Linked DNA regions of Homo sapiens: regions 1, 2, 3, 5 and 6 are each linked to region 4. Evidence: chromatin loops called from intact Hi-C (ENCODE). Cell type or tissue: endothelial cell of umbilical vein. All regions are shown on one strand.

Region 1 (4,000 bases), 440 kb before region 4:
CTCTTTCTAGTTCTCTCTCTCTCTCTGCCTCTGCATGTGTCTTTCTCACACAAATTCACCAACATTAAATACCTGGCTTCTGCAGTTTCACCAGTTCCATTTTTGTGCTGAACATTGTTGAAACAGGCTATTCTTTTTCAGATGAGCGCTAAAATGCATTTGATTCTCATTTCCTCTATGGATGATCATATTTTAAAAAGACTTTTAGAAGTGTCAGGTCTTCTCCTTTCTATTATTATCATATTTTAAAATTGGGATCTATACAAAATATAATTTAAATGATCAGGGTACCTGATCTAGATGGAATATTTGTAGTATTTAAATCTAGTTTCCTGTTTGTCATTTTTTAAAATCAGATCTTATCAAGAGATGTGGACCGTGTGAAAAGAATCACTATGGCAATATGGAATACAATGCAGTTCCTTAAAAGCTGCTTCCAGTGGGAATCCACATTAAGAAGTACAATAGCATTCGCGGTAAGCTTCCTTTCTTATGTTCAAACTATTTGCTTCTTATTTGCATCTATTCATCTTTCTGAAATATATTACAGCGTAGGTGATTACGTGGGGGTTGTCTTTCTAAGACAGTACTTAGGTCAAATTTACCTGGGAAACCCCTTAAATTACCCAAATCTTAGTCATATATGGTCTCTTGGTAAATTTAAGAGCACTACTGTTGTATATATATGTTTAAATGTTTCTCCAGTTGTTGTTACAGCTACATTTGTATAGCCCTGCATTGTGTGTATTTTTTTTCTTTCTGTGCCAGTGACCGCCCATAATTTCTGAAAAATGGCATCTGAAAAATCACAGGACTAAATAATAACTGAATTGTTCAATTTACATTTTAAGTAAATTATTCCCAAACTTTGATATTAAAGATGTTTATTCATTTCAAGCCAGTTGGGACATACTGATCATTACACATTGCAATTTCATTCAGCACCGCAAAGAGGAACCACCCCTGTCTATGAAATGTACCCTTTTCTCTGGTGACATTGGCCCATCCTTATGAGCATAATAAAATCGCAGAATCAAAGCGCTGCAAGAGATCTTAAAACCACCTAAGTCTACCACTGAGAGCCCAAGAATCTTGGAAGGACTTCACAGCTGGCCTCATGCCTTCACTTTATATCTCAGGGCATTTTCTCTCATTTGTAAAGGGACTTGTCCTTGATCAAATTGGTAATGTCAGCCATGGGAGGAGAAATCAAGTCTCCCGACTGCAAATCTTTGTATATTTGGTATCATGCCATTCATTTCTGTCCTGTGCAAAGATCACTATAAAAACTAATACGAGGTATGAGTGGTCTAAGAGTGTGAATATCAGTCATGATCATTGGTGAATCTGATTTCTGAATGTTATGTGGTTCTGCTTCTGTTTTCTACTGCCAATATATGCTGAATGTTCTCTCTTAGCCAACAGGCATAGCCTCATATAAAAAATGGGGGAAAAAAAACATTTATTAGCCCAAGAAGCCAATGGGTTCAAGGTCACTCCCAACATTTTTATGCCATCAAGTATATCAGCTCCAAAAGAGGCTTTTCCTTTGCCATTGGGGGGTATTTTGTTTGCTGTCGTTTATTTTAGTTCTCCACTGCTTCGGTGTAGAGGACCTATGCTGCCTGTAGGCTTGACCTTTCCTATACTTTTTCTGCTGTCTGAAGTTGCTAAAACATTTGGCCTTAATAAAAACACTAATAAAGGTTTTATTAATCTGTATCCGTCATTGTCTCAGCATTTGTTTATCCACTTCCCTTTCTCACGTTCTCCTCAGCTGGTGGCTTCATGCGTTGAGTTCCCCTTCAACCTCCCCAGCTCCACTTCCCACCCGAATTCCCTTTCAAAACTTTCCATGGAATGTTCTATGCAATTCTGGGCAAAAGAGGAAAGTGAACACAATTGGTGGCTTCTTCCAGTCAGCACCCAGACAGCCACTGTGAGGAGGAGAGGATTTCCTCTTTCTCGAGTTTAGTTTCTGGCACTGTGATTTTAGAAAAACAGAGATCTGTTGCCCTGGATTCTGTAGGGAGATGACAGAAATGATTAATGGGCTGCTGGCTTGATCTGAAGAAAGATTAGAACAGATGAATAGAAATAGGTTGTCTAATAGAGGGGACTTCTAAACAGGAAGGGAGGCTTAGAAATGGAGCCACTTCTCCACGGCCTTTTCTCTGAGGGATTCCTCACTGCTGAGCTTCATGCCTCGGAGCAGAGCCCGCCCCCACGCTGGAGAATGCAGGCTGCCATGTTGTACTCTCAGATCTCTGAGGCCCACAGCAAGGAAGATCAAGGTGGTGTTCTCCTTGCTGGTTTTCCAAAGTATGATTTTGCAAGGATCCATGGGTATATGCGACTGTGTGTATAGGGACATTTCTCATTGGACACCATTGAAAAAAATGCAGAGCCAGTTAGATACGCTATATACCTACAGCCTATCATTTGGTTGTCCTGAAAGTACTGGAATAAAAGTGCTCACTTAAACTCGTTTTCAGTTTTAATTTAAAACTCTACTTCCAAAAATTTAGACCATGTGTATGTTGACTGGCCTTGGTGATTCTCAGAAATACCGCAGCCATAACGTGGTGGATAATTCCCCTCCCTAAGTTGATGAAGTGTAATTTTATTAAAAGTTGTTTTTTTATTCCTATTATGATTATTCCAAAACCATTTCTGCTATTAAAATGAGAGGCTATACAGAAAATGCTTTCTTGAGACAGAATAATAAATGTATTTCAGTTTCATCTCTTATTTTTTATTGTTTTTTTTTTTTTTTGTGACAGAGTCTGACTCTGTCACCCAGGCTGGAGTGCAGAGGCACGATCTTGGCTCACTGCAACCCCTGCCTCCCGGGTTCAAGCGATTCTTCTCCCTCAGCCTCCCAAGTAACTGAGACTACAGGCACGCACCACCATGCCCGGCTAATTTTTGTATTTTTAGTAGAGACGGGGTTTCGTCATATTGGCCAGGCTGGTCTTGAACCTCGACCTTGTGATCCACCCATCTCGGCCTCCCAAAGTGCTAGGATTACAGGCTTGAGCCACCGCACCTGGCCTCCGTTTCATCTTCTTTCATTCTTCTTTTGGTAAGATTATGGGTAGCCAAGCTTTCATGTCCTTTTCTTTGAAAACGCCTTCATTTATGTACCTTGCCTGTAGACCTGTTAGCTGTCTGTAGGGGACTGGATTGGCGGGGCGGGTTGCACACCTAGGGGGCTGCCCTGGCTGTAGTGCTGTGTCCCCGAGTCTGTGGGGCTTCATGATGGGTTGTCTTTCTGCAAAATGTTGGATCCTCAAGCCCAGGCTCTCCTCTGCCTTTCTTCACTATGCAACTGCCATATCTGTCAGGGGTGACACACACTGACGGATGTTCTCCTGTGATCTGTTGACAGAATGCTGCTTGGTGTCTTTATTCGTCATTGTGACACTTTGTTCATGTTCCAACTGCTCGCCTTGGCATGACAGGGCAGAACAGAGGCGCTGTCTGAAGCAAGGTTTTAAGCCAAGGATTTATTAAATGACCCGTAGTCAGGTCCTCTAATTGAAATTAGCGAATGTGATAGTTGAGGGTTTGCTACACAGGTGTGAAAGGAGCTATTTTAGTTGAACCAGTCCCTGGTGGGGCTTTTCTTCTTGTGACAGTACAGGAAGTGATGCTAACACAACAAACTAAGGGCAGAACTGAAGGGATGTGTTTTTCTTCTGTTTTTTGAGAAAACATAAAATATTAACTTTATGTTCTAGACTCTAGCTCCAGGTGATACAAACATGAACATTGCAGAATCATGTTTAATCTATTCTCAATGTCAATTTTAAGACTTTATGAAAGCAAACCATACGTTTTCCATGGATGCCTATGTACATGTGCATGAACATAATCGTATCTTGTTGAAAGCAGCAGTTAAAGAAAAGCAGGCTCTTAAGATCTAGGTCCGCATGGTGTCTCGTCAGAAGTGGATGGACAAACGTGAGAGAACTCACCTTGCTAGATGACCCAAGCA
Region 2 (4,000 bases), 330 kb after region 4:
TCCGGTGTTATTGCAAAACAGGCAAAAGCCCATAAAATGTATGTTTGACTGCTGTTGTGTGTTGTCTTTGGATCAAGGCACAGTCTTGAGATCAATCATGCATGATATTTTTGTGAACTTTTAACAGGACAAACTTTCACATAAATTTGGTTCATTAAAATATGTCCATCAAAATAAAAGTCATTCTGAGAAACTCTCTGGAATTTCCTTTTTCTTTCTAATCGGCAACAAATGATTTTGTACTTGTCCTGTAAATAAAAATATGGGAGGGAGGTAAGCAGACACTCAGTTGTGCAATAGACTGCTCTTTGCCAATGAACCAGAAGTAACTTCATAGGAAGTTATCCATTCCACTCACATATTGGTCAAGAGAGAATTATTGGTTCAGTGAACATTGGCATGGTGAAAATATTTTGGTTCCAGATGGTGATGTGTGCGAGGCATATTCTTAAGCTTTCTCGCATATTTTTCCATTTTATTTCTTCTTTACCTTGTTTTATTTATCTGATTATAAAACAAATATGTGATTCTGATACAAACAAGGAGAAAACTACATGAATTAAGAGATTTAATAACCTCCCTCTTAATAAATATGATTAACACATCTCTATTTTTGTCAGTGCATCTACTAACATCATTTATGTATTTATTTGCATAAAACTGTTACAAATGCCAAATAGCTCACCAAATGTGCATAATCTTTGTCCACGGAGGCTCAAAATCTAGTCCTAAAACTACTGATAATAGTTACTATAATATCTCAAGTTAAAAGAATATATACTAGCCAGGAAAATTTGCAAAATCTTAAAACCAAATTGATTTATCACAGAATATTTACCAGTATAAAAAGTATAATATTACATCTGTTTTATGTTATATATTGCTTAATGACTCTATTTTTAATTTAGTTTTCTTATGTTTTCTTTTTTGTTTTCGTTTTGTTGTTGTTGTTTGAGATGGGGGTCTTACTTTGTTGCCTAGACTGTAGTACAGAGGCATGATTATAGCTCACTGCAGCATCAAACTGCTGGGCTCAAGGAATCCTCCTGCCTCAGCCTCTCAAGTAGTTAGAGCTATAGGTGTTTGTCACCATACTTGGCTAATTTTTTTAACTTTTTTTTTTTTTTTTTGTAGAGATAAGGTCTCACTATGTTGCCCAGGCTGGTCTTGACCTACTGGCCTCAAGGAATCTTCCTTCCTCAGACTCCCAAAGCACTGGGATTATAGGCATGAACCACCATGCCTAGCCCTTTTTAAGGATTTCGCAGTGTATCCTAGAGCTCTTCTAAGGGCAGTACACATAGCACAACGTCATTCCTTTTCAATATAACCTATAATACCATTGGATGAGTCCTCTAGTCATGTCTCTACCTTTTGAAAAACAAATCTTTTCACATTGGCTACTGAGTCATTTGGACATGACCCTGGCAGTCTTTTATAATCTCCTTGATATCTGGTATAACAATATGTTCTAACACCATTTTGTATATTTCCTATGCCAGTCATGTAATCAGCCATTTCTCACATTGAAAAATAAATCTTTTCACATTGGCTGCTGAGTCATTTGAACATAACCTTGGCAGTCTTTCATAGTCTCTTTGATATCTGGTATAACCATATGTTCTAACATCATCTTGTATATTTCCTACTCCAGTTGTGTAATCAGCCGTTTCTCCAAGATGAGCTGGTTCCTTCTAGTAGGGAATTGTACTAAGAGACTGCAATCTGGGAGCTAGGAGTGCTCATTGTTACTGGGTTGATCATTGTGTCTGTTTAGTGGAAAAATTAATAAAATGTTTTGTTTATAGGATAAAATACATTAGGAGTTCTTATTAATACTTCCTATTCAAATTCAGGACTATGAGATTATTAGTGAACCTCGTGTACTCTGTTTCACACCAAGACTTGTGATTTTTAAGATCAGTAAGGATGACAGGATTAGAATATCACTTACTTGTTCTCTTTATTCCACATTACCCCCTAGATCTGTCTCAAAACAGTAATATTAACATGACCACCAAAAATATGATTAGTACTAACAGTTAACATCTTTTTGTAATGCGGTCCTTTTTGTCCTTAAGTTGTTCTCTAGAGGTGTGTGCAAATTTTGTATTTTAACAAAAATATATTCTTACTGGATTATTACGTAATCTGGCAATATGTATTAAGCTTCTTCTAAAAAGACCTCCATATCCATTAATCCAGGAATTATACTTCTAAAACTTTAAAGCAACAATAAAAAAATCTGGACAAAACTTTATTTTCAACAAAAATTTCCTATTTATTAGAGGGAAAAAATAGATGTAGCCTTCTGTCCAAAAATACAAAAGTACTTAATTAAATTGTAATGATTCATCCCTTAGAATATTATGCATGTGTTACAAATAAGTGAGAATAAATAACCAATAGAACAAAATGATGTAAGCATTTTTGTAGAAGAGGAAGAAAAGCAGCAGAAGAATGACAAATGTAAAGATATGAAAATCCCCAAATTACCACTGGAGAGCACTAAAGAACAATCTGAGAATGTTAGACGAAGCCAGGGAGGGGCAGGGATAGGGGTGGGGAGGATCAGGGGAGCTGCGGCTACCCATTCAAACATAATGGGCTAAGGTCTGAGCTAGTTGAAGATGTCTAAGCGATAAAATATTTTTCTTTTTAAATTTTAAACTTTTTATTGAGAAGTAATTTCGAATGCACAGAAAAGTTAGAAGAATTAATACAAAGAACACCCATATACCCTTTAGCCACACTGCCCATTCTTTACATTGTATATTATGTTTATCCCATTTGCTCTTTTTCTTTGTCCATGTTTGTGTATGTAGGTATATCTCTATATGTACCCATTCACAAAATATATATTTTATTTTTTTTCTGAACCATTTGAAGGTAAGTTACATACTTTATGGTGAATAACCTCTAAGTTGCTTGGTGTGTTTTTCTTAAGAATGGAGATATTATATCTAACTATAGTATAGTTATCAAATTCAGTAAATTTTACACTGTTTATTTTATTTAATCAATTATCCATATTCAAATTTTTTCAATTGACCTTATTAATATTACTTATAACATGTTTTCCCTTCAGTGCAGGATCCAGATAAAGGTCAGGTATTGCATCGATCTGCCGGAGCTCTTCATATTCCTTTAATCTGTAAATTCCGTTATCTTGTGTATTGTATGCCATTAACATTTTGAAAAATACAGTCTTTGCCCTTTTTGATAGAAAGGGCCTCATTTTGGATTTTTCTGATGTTCCGTTATGATTATATTCAGGTTAGATATTTTAGGACAGCAGTATGTAAGAGATGTGCTTTCTCATGGTATCACATCTGAGGAAACCAATATCCATTTGTTCCCCATTGGTAATATTAGTTTACATTATCTGTTCAACCAGCTATTTGATTTCTCCACTTTAAAATTATTCTATATATAGTCAACTTAAAGTAGTCTGTGGGGAGCCATTTTAAAAATCAGGTAAATATTCTGATCCTTAACAAAATGTTACCTCTGATTTAGCAACAATTGATTGTCCTTGACTGATTTACTTTTTACTATAAGAATTGCTAAATACTGATGTGCCAACCCCAGCTCTCTCTCTCTCTCTATATATATTTTTTAATATATATATATTTTATATATATATTATATATATATATTATATATATATAATATATATATAATATATATATAATGTATATATAAAATATATATATAATATATATATATTATATATATATATATTCTTTTTTTTTGAGATGGGATCTTGATCTGTCACCCAGGATGGAGTGCTATGGCACAATCTTGGCTCACCGTAGCCTCCACCTCCCGGGCTCAAGCCATCCTCCCACCTCAGCCTCCCGAGTAGTTGAGAGCACAGGCACACGCCACCATGCCCAGCTAGGTTTTTTTTTTTTTTTTTTTTTTTTTTTTTTTTTTTTTTTGTATTTTTGGTAGAGAAGGGATTTCACCATGTTGCTGAGACTGGTCTCAAACTCCT
Region 3 (4,000 bases), 170 kb after region 4:
TTGACACATAGATTCTAGAAAAGCTGAATCCCTCTGTTTTAAATCTGAGAAAAGTTGAATTTCAGAGAGTAGAGATACGGGGTCCTGAAGCTCCCTAATTTTTGTGAACATTACATTTGGCTCAGTAGCATAAACATCCATCTGAAGCTTTCAGTCTCTTTGATCATGGCAAGCTCTTTATTTATTCATATTCTAAAAGGTAAGCAGCTCACCACTGGTTTCTTAGTGATCAGTGGACTGATCAGAAAGAAGAGGAGGGGTGGCCAGGATCCCTTTGGCAGGCAGTTACTCTAGCCCTGGCACAACCCAGTCTGTGCTAAGTGGGTGTCTGTGAAGCTCTGATTCAGACAAGTGGAACTTGCAAAGTTCAAAGATGCTTCATAAAAGCTATCAGTTATTTTACTTCTTGCTAGAAATTGCAAACATGAATATACATTGCAGGTTATTACAGGAAGGAACCCCTGCATATTAAAATGTGACATGGTTTTAAAGTTTCATAACCTAAATCACGAAAGTAAGTTGCATTTTCATCTGGAAAAGACAGGAACATGTTAAGCCGGGTTCAGTGTTTATAGTAGCAGGCTGTGTCCATGTTACTTATAAACACAAAACAGACACAACCCTGACTTTAGAGCATAACAGCTGCATCCAAAAGCTTTATTTCTAAGTGAAATGATGCAACAGAAGCCTTTTAAAGAACTAGCTATCTTGTACATTTTAAGAAACAAATAATCTCACTTAAATAAGCTTACTTGTGATAATGAACTTTAGATTCAGCATATTTTCCTGTAACATTTGAAATTGCTAATAAGTCCCTAAAGCTGCTTTATACATGAAAACAAATTAAATCTGACTCTTGTAAATAAATTGCACCAATATATGAGATGTTCCAAGATACAATGTTTTTAAGTGCTTTTTTCAAGGGAGTCCTTTAGGAATGTATGATAAAGGATGTAAAGTTTGATGCTTTTTTTAGCCTTAGCAAAGCCATTTATATTTGGAAATGCCATTCTGAGTAGGCTTCTGGAGTAGATGTGGCATCTTCATAGTGTTTTTTTGTTTTGTTTTGTTTTTTAATAGCCTGCATCCATGGATAGGAAAGGGGCACAATGCTGAGAGCTTTTCATCTAACATAGTAGTTACTGGGGATAATAAACCTTTTTCCATATTAGGCCCTGGAGAACATGAACATGAAAAAGTATATTCAAGGGAATTTATCATTTGTATAATTGATCAATTTAGCACATTTGAAATGTTTGTCATATTAAAGAAGGAGAATCCTTATAAACCTGGAATTGTAAATGTTTTTCAGAAAATCCCATGTTTAATCAGTCATTGAAATGATGCATTAAATTTGAATCTCCTTTAACTTGCATGACATCATGGCCCATGCAAGAGAGCTGAAATTAATCAAGATAATTCTGTTGTATGACCTACTTTGGCATTTTCATCTGATGGAGCCAGGAAATGGGCTGGCTAATAGTCCATTCTGGAGTATTCTAAGATCTTAGCAATTCCATATTTAAGGAGGTTAATAGGATACTAATTGGGGCCTAGGTGAAAAGTTCACAAGAAAAATGAACTCACCTGGATATGAGGAGTATGCACAGCCCAAAGCCCTCCCCTTTACAATGGCTCTTCCAAATGGTTTCACCTCCTAATTCAGAGAGAAAGAAAGCTCGCACCTTGGGAGACTCGCACAGCCAGCATTCTGTCTCCTGGTCCCTGGGTAACAATGGCTGGCCACATGCCAAGGTTGCAGGCCATTAGCAAGATCAGCATTCTGCCTCTGATGAAACGAAAGTAAAGGAAAAAATTCCAAAGGGGGAAAATAAGTGTCAAAAATCAAACCTTTGTAAGAGTTGTTATGAACTTTTAAGAAAAGCGCATGTTGTTAAGACTTAAGAAGTTCCAATGTTTAAAAATCAACTTTTATTCATCACTTTTGCAGAAGTAAATTAAACCACGTTTTATTGTTTATTTTTTCAACAAACATATGACAATCTTGGGCTTGGGTCATTGTTATTGACTAGCTAGTGGCTCTATTCATCAAGACCAATAGGGAAGATAATATTCTTTCTCAATTTTCTCTCCTGTAAATATTTGCAATAACTCCTGGGTGACTTGGAAAATTTATCAACATAAAATGCAGTGCTCTGAAATATTGCAGACTCTCTCTGTTGCGTTATAGCCCCCCTGGCAATGTTAGACTGTCCTAACGATGTCTCAGCATTGTCATTCCTCACCTTGTTCTCATTATAGTGTACCCATAGATGGCACATTGTGCTTTTCTTAATATTTTCTTAGCCTTTTATGTACAGAAAGGGTTAAGGATTTTTCTACCATAACGGCTTATGGCATGTCTTTCCATCTCTCTCTCAGTGTGCAGTCCATCTTCCAAGTTTCCAGAAGCGGCTGAGATTTTTAAAAACAGCTGTAATCTGCGGTCATTGATGGTGGAGTAGATTGTTTGCCAAACTATTACCATAACTGTCAACCGAAATCAGAAAAATAATCTCATTGTGCTGGACAGATGCGTTTCCTGCATTATTGATATAGTCACTCTGGAGTAATAGAGAAATATAAAGCATTGTTCTATTTACAAAAGGAGATTGGCCAAGTCCTTGAAAGTGAGTATGAGGGACAGGCACTTACAGGAAGTGAGATATAGTCAACTCAGTAAAAGTTATGAGTCAGGGTCAGGTGACCTCTATAGTCAGCAGAAGAATCTCAGTGCTTTCCCTCCAGTCTCCCTCCTCACTTCCAGGCCGGTTTTGTGGTTTGCTCTCAGTCTGAAGGTGTTCTCAGAATTTCTAAATACAGCCCTGTGGAATTTGTGATGCATGCTTTATCCCACACCCCAACAGTTGCCCCGAATATGCAAAATGTTCTAATGGGTTCATTACACACCTCTGGGTAGCAAGTGAATTGCTCTAGACCACTACATTGCAGAATAATTGAATTTGTTTATTTCAAGCAGATGACCCTCAATATCCCTCTGATGCAATGAGTTAAATATACCTTATGCTGAGTGGCTTTGCAAGAACGGTCAGTAGTCTTGTACGCTCAGCAATTGCTCCACCATAATTTGAGCTGTGAGTAATGCTGTGTGATTCTATTTGTTGAGCATACATACCGTGAAATACTAAGCACACCACATTTATTATCTCTAATCCACAGAAAACAAACTCCAAGGCAGGGATACCTTTTTAAATTTCCATTTTGCTGCTGAAGAAATAGATGAAAAAGGCTCTATAGATTTCCCAAAGTGACAGAGCTCTTAAGTAGTTGATCCAGGATTCGAACCTAGGCCTGACTCTGGAGTCCATCCCTGCTGGATCATGCTCCCTTCCATTTTATTGAGATATAAGCAGAAGTATATTATGCATTGGAATATTTATATATATTTAATGCAGCTCCCCCAAATATTTATAATAGCTCTACACACACACACACACACACACACACACACACAGAGCCATTTTTCTTACGGACAGATAGCCATCTTTCTTATGGAAACAAAGGGCAAAATCATCTCTGTCCTGCACTAAAGGGCATTTAATGAGACTGGGGTGGGGGTGGATTGGCAAGCAACCTTCTTAGCTCCTAAATACGTGCATCACAAGCACCTAGACTTTAGCAAGATAGTGCCAGGTGTCTCTGAACAGTAGTTCATGAATTCTGGCAACTCCACTCTGAGTACAAGGCAGAGGGCCAGGAAATCTAAATTCTAACCTGGGCTAGTCAGAGCCTCTGTGGTTTAGTTTTCTATTTATGAAAATGCATAACCCTGGCATACTTCTTAGAAACAGCATGCCAGTTCATATATAAGCATCCCATCAATACATTGTAAGCAAAAATTCCTGTGAAATATTGTGTAGTGTCCATAGTGGAAACTTAAATTCATATTAAAATTAATGGCCATATGATAATTAATTCGTGTCCCAAAGATCTGCTATTGTTGCTGTTTTTTTCTTTTGTTAATTACGATGTCCACAGA
Region 4 (4,000 bases):
CATATATGTAATGAACAAATTAATGGATTTACCTCCTACATCTGATTGTGAACTAAAATTGTCACTAATTTTTTTTTCCTGCCTTTCCTTCCTGTTTTCCCTTTGATTTGTGATACACATAACTGGAAAGCCTGTTAAAAGATAATTTTCAAAAAACGATAAAATCATGACTCTCATACAGATACAAATATGAAGACATATTAAAGAATGTCTGTTACTGCTATAATACGAAGGAAAGAGGCAGATATCATAACCAGTTCAAAGGAAAAGTCAAAAGAACATAAATGTATATGGAATATACATAAATGTATAAAAGAATGTTGAGATGAATTGTAAATGGAGACGAAACTTTTCCACCAGGGAGGTGGTGGTGTTCGGTTAACTATATCCTAGAAAGGACACTGCTATCAGTTACCTATAATTTACAGAGTTACCAAATAGCTCAAAGACGGTGAACAAACAGGGCTAGAACTGGGCAGCCAGACAGGTGTGCTATAGATGATGAATATTTTTCCATTGAGACATTTGTATTTTAAAAGGCCCTTACTGTAGTAGAGAAGCTCATTTAGAGTATTACATGCAGTAGATGATAGACAGGTTGTTTGAAATAAACATAATAGGACTAGTCCAATATATAATAGATGTATGAATGAATGGGATGTTCTTTTCTATGCTATTTCCGTATTCTGTGTAAATGATCAGTAACGAACATCCTTGTAGAGCTGGCAAACACACAGAAGCAGCCAACATAGAGAGAATGGGCTTGAAATGCTGCTACCCTGAAGAAAAAAAAATACACATATATCAGCTCATCCTGGTTCCGGCCTGGGGCATGGGTGGGGGGTAAAGGATTAGAGTCCCTTGGTCCTGGTCTGCCATACATAAAGAGTCTCAAATTTATACTGAAAACGTCAGTGACCTCCAAATGAGGTTACACGGTCTCAGCTATACACTCAACGGAATGAAGAAAGAAAAAACACATCACGCAACTTTCAACATGTGTCTCATTTCCAACCACAATTGCTTGGAATTTAAAGCTGGCATTTTTAAAAATCCTGCTAGTAAATAGCAAAATTATATTTATGTGTGTCCCTCGTGTATGTATATTAAGCACATTAATTTGTACAACATGACACTTCTTGCTTCCACATTTCATTTTTCTTTTTGTAACTTATTAACCAGGAGGCTCATAAACGCAAGTGGCCTTGACTCTCCCAGAACTGAGAGGACCTGCCCTGGCCCGAAGCCAAAGGCATTTTCCCCAGCAAATAGCTGGACTTAGGATCCGTTTAACAAAGCTCCTTTAAAAGTCCTTTGGAGTGCGCCGGCCGGTGACACCCAAGAGGCGACCCCTCCGCCCTTCCGCTTTTGGAGGGTGGGCGGCCGGGGGTGGGGGTCACAGTGGCCAGCGTCCCCGGAGGGCGCCGGCTTCCAGGTGCGGGTGGGGCTGCGCGCCCCGCCGGGCCCGGAGAACTTTCACTGGGCGTCCGCGGCGCGCAGACAATGGGCCGGGGAAGCGCCTTATCGCGGCGCGCAGGCCTTCCCCGAGCGCGGCGGGAGGCGGCGGCGCTTCCGCGGGCCCAGGGCCGCCAGTCCCCCGTCCCCCGGTCGCCCGCCGCCCCCTGGCCAGGCCCCGCCGCCGCCGCCCGCTGCTTCCTCCCGCTCTTCCTCCCTGCGACCTCGCGGCCTCCTGGCGAGGCGCGGCCGGCGGAAAAGCTTGGTGGGGTGGCCGCGGCAGCGACACGCGCGGCCGGCCCCGGGAAAACAAAGGGGGGATGTGTGTGGCCAAGAGTCCGGAAATGGGGCGCCGGTGGGGGCCGGGGCGGCGCAGCTCTGCCTCCTGGAGCCTATTGTTTGCCGGGTGCACATGCACACGCGCTTAACAAGAAATTAACACATCCTGCCGCCGCTTATCTATCCATCGATGGCCAAACAGACGGCGCAGTCACTTTGCACGGAGAGGGCTTTTAATGTAATGACCAGGCCGGAGAAGAATATCTCAAGCCCTTCGTAGAAGTTCCTCTTTGTTTCCGTACGGCCCTTGATACCATTTGTGATTCTCAAGCTACTATGACAGCTTCTTAAAAAATGTATTACTTTTTTTTGGTAGGGGGCGTCTTTGAATTTCTTAAAAGGGGGCATTCTGAAGATCCCTTGCCTAACAGATTTTTTTTTCGTCTTTTTGGTACTAATTCTAAAATGATGTAGTTTTATAGTGTGCCAGGCACTATTCTAAGAGTTTCAACTGTATGAACTCTTTACGCTCCTTAACAACCCTGTGAGTTCCGTGGTATTTTTATCTTCATTTTCTAGATGAGGAAAGGAGGACATAAAAGAAACCACGCTGGTAGAGAGGTAGTAAATGAGGCAGCCCAGATCAGAATCCTGGCTTGCCAGCTTGAGTCCATACTCTGAAATGAGGCCTTCCAACTTATTTTTTCACCTCTGGGTTGCCATGATTTGGGTTTTAATTTAATTTTTTTTTGATCACTGAAGTGCAGGACGTTTGTCTAGCCCTTGCTGTTCCTGAACGGGTTATCTAGGGAAGCTTGTAACCGAGCCGAATTTCATAGATCAGAGGAGCAAATGACTTCATTACGCATATGCTTTGCTGTATTAATGACTGTCTGCACGATTTAGGATTTAGGCTGTCTCTGGGTTTTTGATGAAGGGCTGTGGAATTGAAGTGGAATTTGTCGTTTCTATGAAAGGGACATGTTGTCATGTCTATGGCAAGTATTCAAGCAAAATGAGCACCAATAAATTTGAAACCGATTAATCAACCTGGACAATAAGCCAGAATTTCCATTTTCTGGAAATTTTCATCCAAGTTGGGTGAATGTGGCCTAAATTACCCTTTAATGAATGATTGGGTCTCTTTTGTGTAAAGCTGGGCCCTGTGTGCTGTTCTAGAGAAATGCCAACCCAATCTCCTACATTATTCAAACCCCCCGCCCCCCAACCCCAGCAGGTGAGGTCACCCCAGTTAACTCATGCTGAATTCTCAGTAAGGTCCAAATGCTCTTTGGGGACAGAGGATGCACGGATGAATAAGACACTCTTCGTACCTAAAGCAGTAACTCACTGAAAGACAATGACCAATAACTAAAATTCGATTTGATAAGTGCTATATAATATGGGGGAAGAATACACATGAGAAATCTCATATGTGTACTTTCACCTTGGGGTCAGATTACTACAGAGAGGTTCAAATGTTGGCTGGGCGTGGTGGCTCATGCCTGTAATACCAGCACTTTGGGAGGCCGAGGTGGGTGGATCATTTGAAGTCAGGAGTTCCACACCAGGCTGGCCAACATGGTGAAACCACATTTCTACAAAACATACAAAAATTAGCCAGGTTGTTGTGGCGTGTGCCTGTGATCCTAGCATCCGGTGGAGGCTGAGGCATGAGAATCACTTGAACCCGGGAGGTGGAGGTTTCAGTGAGCCGAGATCCCACCACTGCACTCCAGCCTGGGCAACAGAGTGAGACTCTGTCTCAAAAAGAAAAAAAAAAAAGGAGAGGTTTAAATGCTTCGAAACACTCTTGTCTTTTACAAAGGAGCTAAGAAATCATTTGTTTAACAAATGTTTATTGAACCCCATTTTTGTGGCAGGTACTGTTTTATTTTCTTTTCTCCCCCGAGACGGAGTCTTGTTCTGTTGCCCAGGCTGGAGTGCAGTGGCGTGATCTCAGCTCACTCTGTCTCCCGGGTTCAAGTGATTCTCCTGCCTCAGCCTCCTAAGTAGGCTGGGATTACAGGCGCCCACCACCACACCAGTGTACTACCCAGTGTACTCTTCTACTCTTGCTTACAGTAGAGGAGACATCTGTCTTGCATGTAGGATAATTCCATCCCTTCCCACCACCCACCCCAAAGATCCACTTGATGACATCTTGGACACTCAAAGCCATCTTAAATTCTACATGCCTAAAATGTACCTCGTAACTATCCCTCCTACATCTGATTATCCTGCATTTTTCCCACTCTCAGGAATG
Region 5 (4,000 bases), 140 kb before region 4:
TTAGTTTTATGTGTCTATTTATTTTCTTCAACAAGTTCATAATTTCATTTCTTTTTTTGTTGTTGTTTATATTCCTCTCTGTTTCCACCCAAACCCTACGGCGCTCCACACTCTGAAAATCTGCTTGATTTTTAAATCCATCTGCATTGAATTATTTATAGTTTTGATAAAGTCCTGTTTTGTCTGATGTTTATTTTCTTTAATAACAAGAAACCTGGGTGAACTTTTCCAAAAGCCCAAAAAAGGAGTCTAGTTTTCCAAGATGCTAAGCAACCCTGGCCAAAATGCACAAAACAAGCCTTGGGTGCCCTTGCTTTCGTAATTTGGGTTTTTCCCCTCTATTAAACATTCTTTCATCTAAATGTGTTATGAGGAGAGAAAAAGTAAATAAATTCTTTGAGCATGGACTCTACCCAGGACACAATTGTGTGCCTCTCATCACTAGCCAATGCCTTTGCTTCCATCGCTTCTAGACCAATAACGATACCTCAGTCTACGAGGGAAATCCTGGATTGTGATTGGCAGGTATGGTCACATGATAAAGATGCTCAGACAATTATTCTCTGTGTCTTTTTACTCCTCATTCTCCATGAAAACAACTTAACTCAATGTCTGCTATTCCTATGTTGATTTCCTTTTGTGGATTTTTCCATTGTTACCTCTCTAGCTAATTTTTCATATCACTCATATCCCTGGTTACTTTGAGCCTTTGTAGCTAAATAGTCCTCAGACTCATGGCCCCTTTTAAGAACACATTTTCCCCTCCTTTGCCTTATACCATTCCATCTAATGGTTCCTGAATTAAATTAGTTAGTTTGGGCATTGGAGCTGTGTCAATAGAGGGTGGGTGGGAGAGGGAAATTTTCAGACTTTAGTATGAGATAAACACACTCCCTAACACACACACTCACATATGCCATATGTAGCTACACATACAGAACTCTAAAACAGGATGATGGCTAGTTCTGCAAGATGACCAAAGATTGGAAAAAAGAACAGAACAAGCACATAACACCAGAGGGTGTAACTTAGCGCCAATCAGAGTAATTGAGAATACTGCATGAGGCAAAAACAAACAGAATGCTCATATTATGAACCGTTTTCATGGTATTTTAAAATTTTTTAGGTGAAAAATATAGTTTTATTTCTTCACCTTGCCTTTTATCTCCTCTTTTCCTCCTTGCGTGTGTGTGCCCACGTGCGCATGTGTGTATGCCACCCCCCCAGCCCCCACCCCTTTCCAATCCTTCCTTTAAGGTTTAATTTAACAATAACATTTGCGATTGGGGTCCCGCGCATCTCAAGGGCATTGCGCTTGAAATTGCACACACTCTGCACCATTTATCATAGGCTGACATGTGTCATGCTTCAGACTGTGGCTCCAAGAGGTTACAGCTGACGACTGCTCCTTTGTTGATCAGCTGCCGAGACAACTGAGGCACCTTTCTTCCCTTCTCCTTTCATTTTTTTTCCTTCTTCTTATTAAAGCTGTCTCAGCCCCTTTTTGAAGGCCTAACACACCCTTCGCAGAAGAAGAAACACAAAAGAATTTGTATTGTGTTGGATGCTATGTCCCTCATTTCCTGAGATTTCTGATGGGGGCCACTTGGTGTTTAATAAGATTGGAATGCACCTCTAATAAACTTTCATCTTTGTGGAGAGAGAAACGGAAAAGGCCATTAAAGCAACAACCTGGCTTTGTTTCCAAGCGGACAGCGGTCTGTGCAGGATGCGAACATTTTGGAACCCTGACCAGATCCCAGTCACGCCGACAGAAGCTACCCACATCCTTTCTTCAGAGTATGCTCTTTCCAAAGTATGGTCCTTGTTTCATGCTATCTTCTGAGCCAGCTTGGATTTGAACTTTACCCTGTGAGCTCCTTTTATGCAAGTTCAAGTATTGAAGTAAAAGGTGCAGGACTTTGTGTTACTTTGTGTTACCAGCAGAAGGCTTCAGCAGTCTCCCCTACCAAACTCACCCCCTTTCCAACCTTTCATGGGAACTTGGGCTGAAGGAGTTGTTTGGAACAGTTTTAAGTGGAGGCTAACTATTAATACATATTTATAGGGTGTCTCCCGTGTGGCCAGTTTTGTCCTAAGGTATTTTAAAGCCAGGACTCCCCACTGTAGGTTTCCTTCTGCTGAAGGACAGAGGTTCAGGCTTGTTATGGTTTCCAAACAGATTTCCCACGAATTCTCCTCATTTCCTCAGCCCTTCCTCTCGAGTTCACATTGGACCTTCCCCTACGTCCCTCCCTTTGCCCCTGCAGCAGGATGGCAGGCCACTCTTTTCCCCAGTGTGCCCCTTCCCATCTTCAGTGCTGTGCTCCGACACCACCTTTTCAGCTCAAAGCATGCTCCCCTCACTGCTCCCCTTGCACTGCCCCCTTTTCTCTGCAGAGCTTGCCCCAGTTGTGATATTCATTTTTGCACTTTATTACGAAATAAAGACTGTGATCTTCTTTCGGTTTTGCCCACCATTGGCCTCTCCATGCCTGGCCCAGTTGCCTAGCACACGGTGGGCCCTCCCTCAAATTATTTGTTGACTGAGTGCATAAAAAATGTTGTGAAAACCCTTCCTAGGGGATACCGAAAGGGAGATGTAGATCTGCAATTCAGCCAGAACTTCCCTTACTTCTTAACTATTTCGGCAGCTGTGGTCCCAACTTCCTCCGGCCATACCACCTTCAGTCATTTTAGTGAGCTCTTACCTCTAAGAATTGAAGCGCTCATTACAGAACCAGGGACTTGGTGAGAACACCAAGGGGTCTTGCTGGAGTGTGTATAGTTTACAGAAACACGTACTCACAAAATTTCTCTTCCACTGCTGAGATTTATCAGGAAGAAAGTGTGCTAGCTTGAGGATAGGGAAGCAGTCCTTTAGGAAGCATGAAGACAGACAAGTTGTCAAGCATCGGGCAAATTTCGGAGACTACACAGATGGTAAGACACAACCTCTGCTCACAAATCGACTTGCTCACAAGTCTAGGAGAGGCAATAGTGAATTTCAAAACAACACAGGGGTCTCACCAGGGAGTTATGGGCAAGTAGAGATAGCCCGCTGACACAGTGACAGACTTCATGGAGGTTTCATAGGCTCACTGAGGCTGAGTCTTTAGGGAAGAAGTGAAGCATCAATGAGGTGGATAAGGGTAAACGATGTCCCCGGAGGAGGGTACCGCCTGGATAAAGGCCTGGGGCTGTGCTAGTGCACAGTGATCAGTCTTTGCCCCATTTCAATTGCATCTTTTGCAGGACTGAAGGCACCATTTGATGTGCTTTGGGATCTTTCAAGGCATAAATGTGAAGTGGAATGGGATTACCCAACCCTCAACAGCAGATAAGAGTCTCCCATAGCTTCTATCTCAGAATTTTCTAAGGGATCATCACCACAATGCATCCCTGAAACCAACAAATAATGACTGCTTCTCTTAAGTTAGGTAAAAATTGAATGTGATGATTTGTGTGTGTATGTATCTCAGGAGGACAGAAAGAGAGAAATAGATACAATAGTGAGTGAGTTTTATATTATAGTGGCAATAGGTACAATTCTTGAGGGTTCCTGCTATGCCAAAACATCGCATCTTAAAGTGAACAATTCAATCATCAACTGGTTGTTTTGTTTCTATGACGCCAAACATCAGGGTTGTTTCCAACCATTTCCGTGTTAGGAATCATTTAGACAATACACTGAGATGATTCATTTTTCATCCAGATAGCTTAGGGTCCTGAAAGATACATCCTAATTGTCATTTAATTTGAGACCAATACTTTAGCATATTGCTGAATAAAAAAGGGAGGCATTGGAAAGACTGGGGAAAGGATTTCAAGTATAAAATCTGAACATATAAGTCAGAAAGAACTGAATCCCTTCTTATTCTGCCACATATTTAGCCAGTTTCATGTCTGCAAAAGTATAATTGTTATTCTTACTTTTATAAAAGAGTGTAATGTCAGAATTATGATTTGCCTCCCCAAACAATGGGGTTATTTTCAAAAT
Region 6 (4,000 bases), 290 kb after region 4:
AGGAAGTAACATAAAAGGCAGGTTGAGGGTGGAGAAGAAAAATTATGTTGTTAAGTGTAAGCTCTCAGCTTCCCTCACAATTTAGCTTTGGAGAGCAATGCATTTCTAAATGTTTCAGAGATGCATACAGATTTAAAATTTTCCTATCCAATTTCTGTAAGAGTGATAATTTAAATTAGTATGTGATTGTGATACATTTTGTCTTGAAAATATGGCCATTAGGCAATGGTCTGGTTAAAGTTATATCTTTAAAATGTCCCATCCATTTGCTTTCATTAAGGCTGCATAAAGGTTTGCATGTTCTGTTTTATTTGCTTTATTTGGATGCCTAGTGCGTCTTTTGTGGTCTTGGACTTGGCCCCAACTGAGGAGGAAGTGCAGCTGGATGGGGACGGAAAGTCAGAGCCCTGGATGCTCCTCCCAGCCGCCCACTTAACCTCTCGATGCCTCATTATTTCCCCCTAGAAAATACTTTCACTATTTGTCCTTGAATTAAGCAATGAAGAAGACAACTTTCTACACTTAGAGTAAATGCAAACAATTACTTTTCTGGGTCCTCACTGATTTTTCCATTTATCTGCTTCACCTCTCCTCTCTTTCCTTTCTGTTTTCTTCTCTCTCTTTCTCTCTTTCCTTTTCTTTCCCTTTAATTCTGGCCCCAAAGTATGGGCTTGGCCAGAGGAAATACTCAGAATGAAGGATTGCATCTTCCGACCAGAAGCAGGTGCTGAGGATGGATATGACATCAAAACAGAAGGTCTGTTTTCTTTCTTTCTTTCCACTGTTCATGTTTACAGAGCCCTCCCTTTACAAGGCAAATGTTACCTTTGATGTGTTACCCTATTAGTTCTCATGCTTAAGGGATGCTAATAAATCAAAGACATTTGCGTATTCATGAATGCACTCCTGCAATTTCCAAAGTACCCTCTCAATGGTCTTGAAAAGCTCAAGCTCACTGGTTAGGCTGTTGTAAACATGCCTTGTCCCAACCCCATGCCAGGCCTTGCCCTCCCAGATGCTGGACCCTGTTAAGAGCAGTGGTCCTGCCTATTACGTGACTCTGAGGCTCCTTTTGTAATCCCCATAAACTGGATGGAAGAGCCATAGGGCTACCATCAGCCCTGCAGAGACAGTGGAGCAGAGGAGTCTCATTACGGAAATTAAGGCCTGCAAGAGACCCAGGTTGCAAGTGAGGCACCTTGAGAGTCATCCAAGGATCTCTGGGCTGGAAAAATGGAAATACACTAACATTAATTAGCCTGCTGCACCAGAAGAGAATAATTTAAATGCAAAAGATAATCTCACTGCCCTTTTGATGTGAAAAAGTTGTCCTAGATTGTAACTTTGATTTCCACGTCAGCAGCCTGTGTGCTCATACATTAACAGCAGCCTGGAAGATTGAAAAAGCAGGGGTGGGTATCGATTCTGAACAGTGGACCTGCCGCTTGCTGTGTGATCTTAGGCAATGGACTGCTCCTCCCTAATTCTCTGTTTATAGTCTTATTCACTTTAGAGTGGTGAAAGAACACTTATTTTAATGAGATGCTGTGAGAATTAAGTACGTTGAAACTCTCTATGACGTGAGAAAAGCTGCAGGCGCAGAATATCCTGCAGAAATAAATAGCTGGTTATTTGCTGTGTATGTGCCAGGCAAATGTGCACACATAATTTTTTTTTTTTTTACCAAGTCTTTCTCATCTTGGTATTGCCATTGAGTCAACTCTGCTGGGTGTTATTAAAAGACTCCCCAACACAATAGCAAGGGATGGTCAACAAAGGAAAGCACACACTGCAGCGAAAGCTATTGAGAAATGTACATTCACCCTCCCACACCCTTGACCTCTAGAATCAGATCAGTAACTTCTCCCCTCTTCATTTCCCCTTCCTGTGTCCACAGTGAAGGGAAGTTGGTTGCGACCTTTTGCAGATAATGTGACACAGGGTACACAAGAGCGGAAGGGAGAAAAGCATTTCAACAAAAGCCTGGAACTTCAGTTTAGGTAAATTCAGGAAGGCGTGAGATAGGAAATGGCAGCAACCTTGCCAGGAACTAAAGGAAAAGGGTTCTGGCATCAGCCCCGGAGCAAAATGTTAGGTCATCTATAATAAGGGTTGGGTGAAAAACCTTCAACTCAAAATGAAAGATACAATGACACAAAGAAACTTATCAAGGCAACCTTTGAAAGCAGTTAAGAAACCAATTCTTCTTTTTTAAAGAAAGTCCGCAGACAAAAGAGATTCCCTGATCAGCGTGTGTCAAGTTCCATGTAGAATAAACTTTCTTCACAATCTCAAGAGCCAAGTTTCTGTGCCAATTTTTTTTCCTATTTATGAGGAAAAGGAGAGGAAACAGAAACTTAAAAATGAAACAGTAGATTAAACTCACCTTTCCCCAATTAGGTAGCTTTAATAAGTGGTTTCTATTTTTTATCAAATTTCATTCCATTTCACTCTTCATAATAACTATAAATGACACTGACGAGATACAGTTGGTATCGACAAAAGAATCGGTTCACGTATAAAATGAGAAAAGAAAAATGTCCCATTCCACTTTAAAATTACAAGATGAAAGAGCACATTCCAGGGAGAAGGAATGTATTTTTTCTCAAGAGTTAACATTTAGTTCTCCTGGCACTAGAAATGCTGAACTTCTGAGAAAGATGTTAACAATGAAATCAGAGCTGTATCATGGGGGAAAAGGATAGGCTAATTTCAGAGATTCTGCAATTGTAAAGATTGTTTCTTTGGGCTTCAATTAATTAAATATTTGTCCCCCTAAAATTAATATGTTGAAATCCCAACACCCTTCTACAAATGTGATGGTATTACGAGGTGGGCTCTGTCATGATGGCTCATGAGTGGGATTAGTGCTCTTATATAAGGGACCCCAGAGAGGGCTGTCTCTCTCCACCATGTGAAGATATAAGTCAGCAGTCGGTAACCTAGAAGAGGGCCCTCACCAGAACCTGATCATGCTGGCCCCCTGGTCTTGGACTTTTGGCCTGAGAATTGTGAGAAATAAATGTCTATTGTTTATAAGCCTCCAAGTCTAAGCTGGGAGCTAAAACAGCCTGAGCTAAGATACCTGCTTCTAAAGCCTGACTCACAATTCTGTATTAAGTTCCAGACTCTTTTCCAACCACTCATTTCCAAATGGACCAGTCATTTTTGCACAAATGTTATACAGACCTGAATGCCTTAGAAGAAACCCCTTCTTGATAATAGGTAATGTTCTGGTTTCCACTCCAACACCTTAAATGACAGCATTTTGGTAACTCCAGTTCTTCTTGTCAAGGGGTCAAAAAGTAAGATGCCAGTAGTTCACAGTGGGAAGGTTCTTAGTTTAACATGTTAGAAGAGAGAAGAAGAAAAAGTCCTTTTCCTTAATAATCTTCACAGTTAGATGGTAAAGTAAGTGGAAATGATCTGCACTTGGTTGCAGTGAATAACTAACTGTCTTCCACCAGGGTTGATAGGGAGGATCATTAACCATCAGAGAAATTGCTAACTGCCCTGGAACACAGCACATTCTTGGGTGAAAAGTCACTTGAATGCCTGTTGGAGCCATCACTATGGATTGCCGGCTATTCTGACTTGGAGTTTGAGGCTGACATCTGAAACCACAGGTTGTCTTATTCATTGTTTCTTCATGTTTTTCCAGGGGTTATTTAAGCCTCTCAAATGTGAATTTCACACATGTTGCTTGGGCTCCACCCAATCATCATCTCATGATTTGATACAAAACCCATTTTTTAAATGTTTCCTTTATATAGAACATAAGGTATCACCTACCCATATATCCAGTCATGACCTGCACTGTTTTTAATTTAGGCTTCATGTTAAAACTTCCAGCTAGATGCTGTTATCTTCAGTTTAAGGGTAATACTAATTTTGACCCAGGAGAATTTAAAAAACTTGTTCAACTTTATTTCACCAATAAGTGACATCTGAAATTTGAGCCTATGTGTTTCTGTTTCCCAAGCCTGTATTCTTCTGCCTT

What was found. Hi-C counts contacts between places; a loop is a spot of excess contacts. Peaks named below come from ENCODE experiments on the same cell type or tissue, not always from the same donor. Only the 100,000 strongest peaks of a DNase experiment are listed, where the experiment ranks them.
Region 1: it touches region 4 in a loop (5-fold over the local background); 2 of 110 quality-filtered maps call a loop at or near these places.
Region 2: it touches region 4 in a loop (6-fold over the local background); 3 of 110 quality-filtered maps call a loop at or near these places.
Region 3: it touches region 4 in a loop (11-fold over the local background); 10 of 110 quality-filtered maps call a loop at or near these places.
Region 5: a loop joins it to region 4, with 10 times the contacts of the local background. A loop is called at or near these places in 5 of 110 quality-filtered maps.
Region 6: a loop joins it to region 4, with 3 times the contacts of the local background. A loop is called at or near these places in 2 of 110 quality-filtered maps.

Annotation. Positions count from the first base shown.
Region 1 is chr15:94,401,544-94,405,543 of GRCh38, forward strand. MCTP2 (multiple C2 and transmembrane domain containing 2) reads left to right here. Exons shown (of 23, transcript NM_001385001.1): 17 at 357-476. Among named protein-coding and RNA genes, the nearest start is that of MCTP2, 170 kb to the left of the region's middle. In endothelial cell of umbilical vein, no CTCF peak of the experiment used is centred here; a DNase peak (open chromatin) is centred at 1,918.
Region 2 is chr15:95,174,865-95,178,864 of GRCh38, forward strand. No RefSeq gene overlaps it. Among named protein-coding and RNA genes, the nearest start is that of LETR1, 150 kb to the right of the region's middle. In endothelial cell of umbilical vein, no CTCF peak of the experiment used is centred here; DNase peaks (open chromatin) are centred at 157, 1,527 and 2,487; H3K27ac peaks cover 2,499 bases.
Region 3 is chr15:95,016,414-95,020,413 of GRCh38, forward strand. LOC105370989 (a long non-coding RNA gene) reads right to left here and starts at 1,713. Exons shown (of 2, transcript XR_932645.2): 1 at 1,588-1,713. LOC105370991 (a long non-coding RNA gene) reads left to right here and starts at 2,504. Exons shown (of 12, transcript XR_002957693.2): 1 at 2,504-2,630. In endothelial cell of umbilical vein, no CTCF peak of the experiment used is centred here; DNase peaks (open chromatin) are centred at 658, 1,748 and 2,618; H3K4me3 peaks cover 222 bases; H3K27ac peaks cover 3,040 bases.
Region 4 is chr15:94,843,451-94,847,450 of GRCh38, forward strand. No RefSeq gene overlaps it. Among named protein-coding and RNA genes, the nearest start is that of LINC02852, 260 kb to the left of the region's middle. In endothelial cell of umbilical vein, no CTCF peak of the experiment used is centred here; DNase peaks (open chromatin) are centred at 1,191 and 1,801; H3K27ac peaks cover 3,344 bases.
Region 5 is chr15:94,700,133-94,704,132 of GRCh38, forward strand. No RefSeq gene overlaps it. Among named protein-coding and RNA genes, the nearest start is that of LINC02852, 110 kb to the left of the region's middle. In endothelial cell of umbilical vein, no CTCF peak of the experiment used is centred here; DNase peaks (open chromatin) are centred at 1,639 and 3,659; H3K27ac peaks cover 3,500 bases.
Region 6 is chr15:95,129,405-95,133,404 of GRCh38, forward strand. LOC105370991 (a long non-coding RNA gene) reads left to right here. Exons shown (of 12, transcript XR_002957693.2): 6 at 665-757; 7 at 3,468-3,626. LOC105370990 (a long non-coding RNA gene) reads right to left here. Exons shown (of 5, transcript XR_932646.3): 5 at 3,195-3,337. Among named protein-coding and RNA genes, the nearest start is that of LETR1, 200 kb to the right of the region's middle. In endothelial cell of umbilical vein, no CTCF peak of the experiment used is centred here; a DNase peak (open chromatin) is centred at 1,927; H3K27ac peaks cover 643 bases.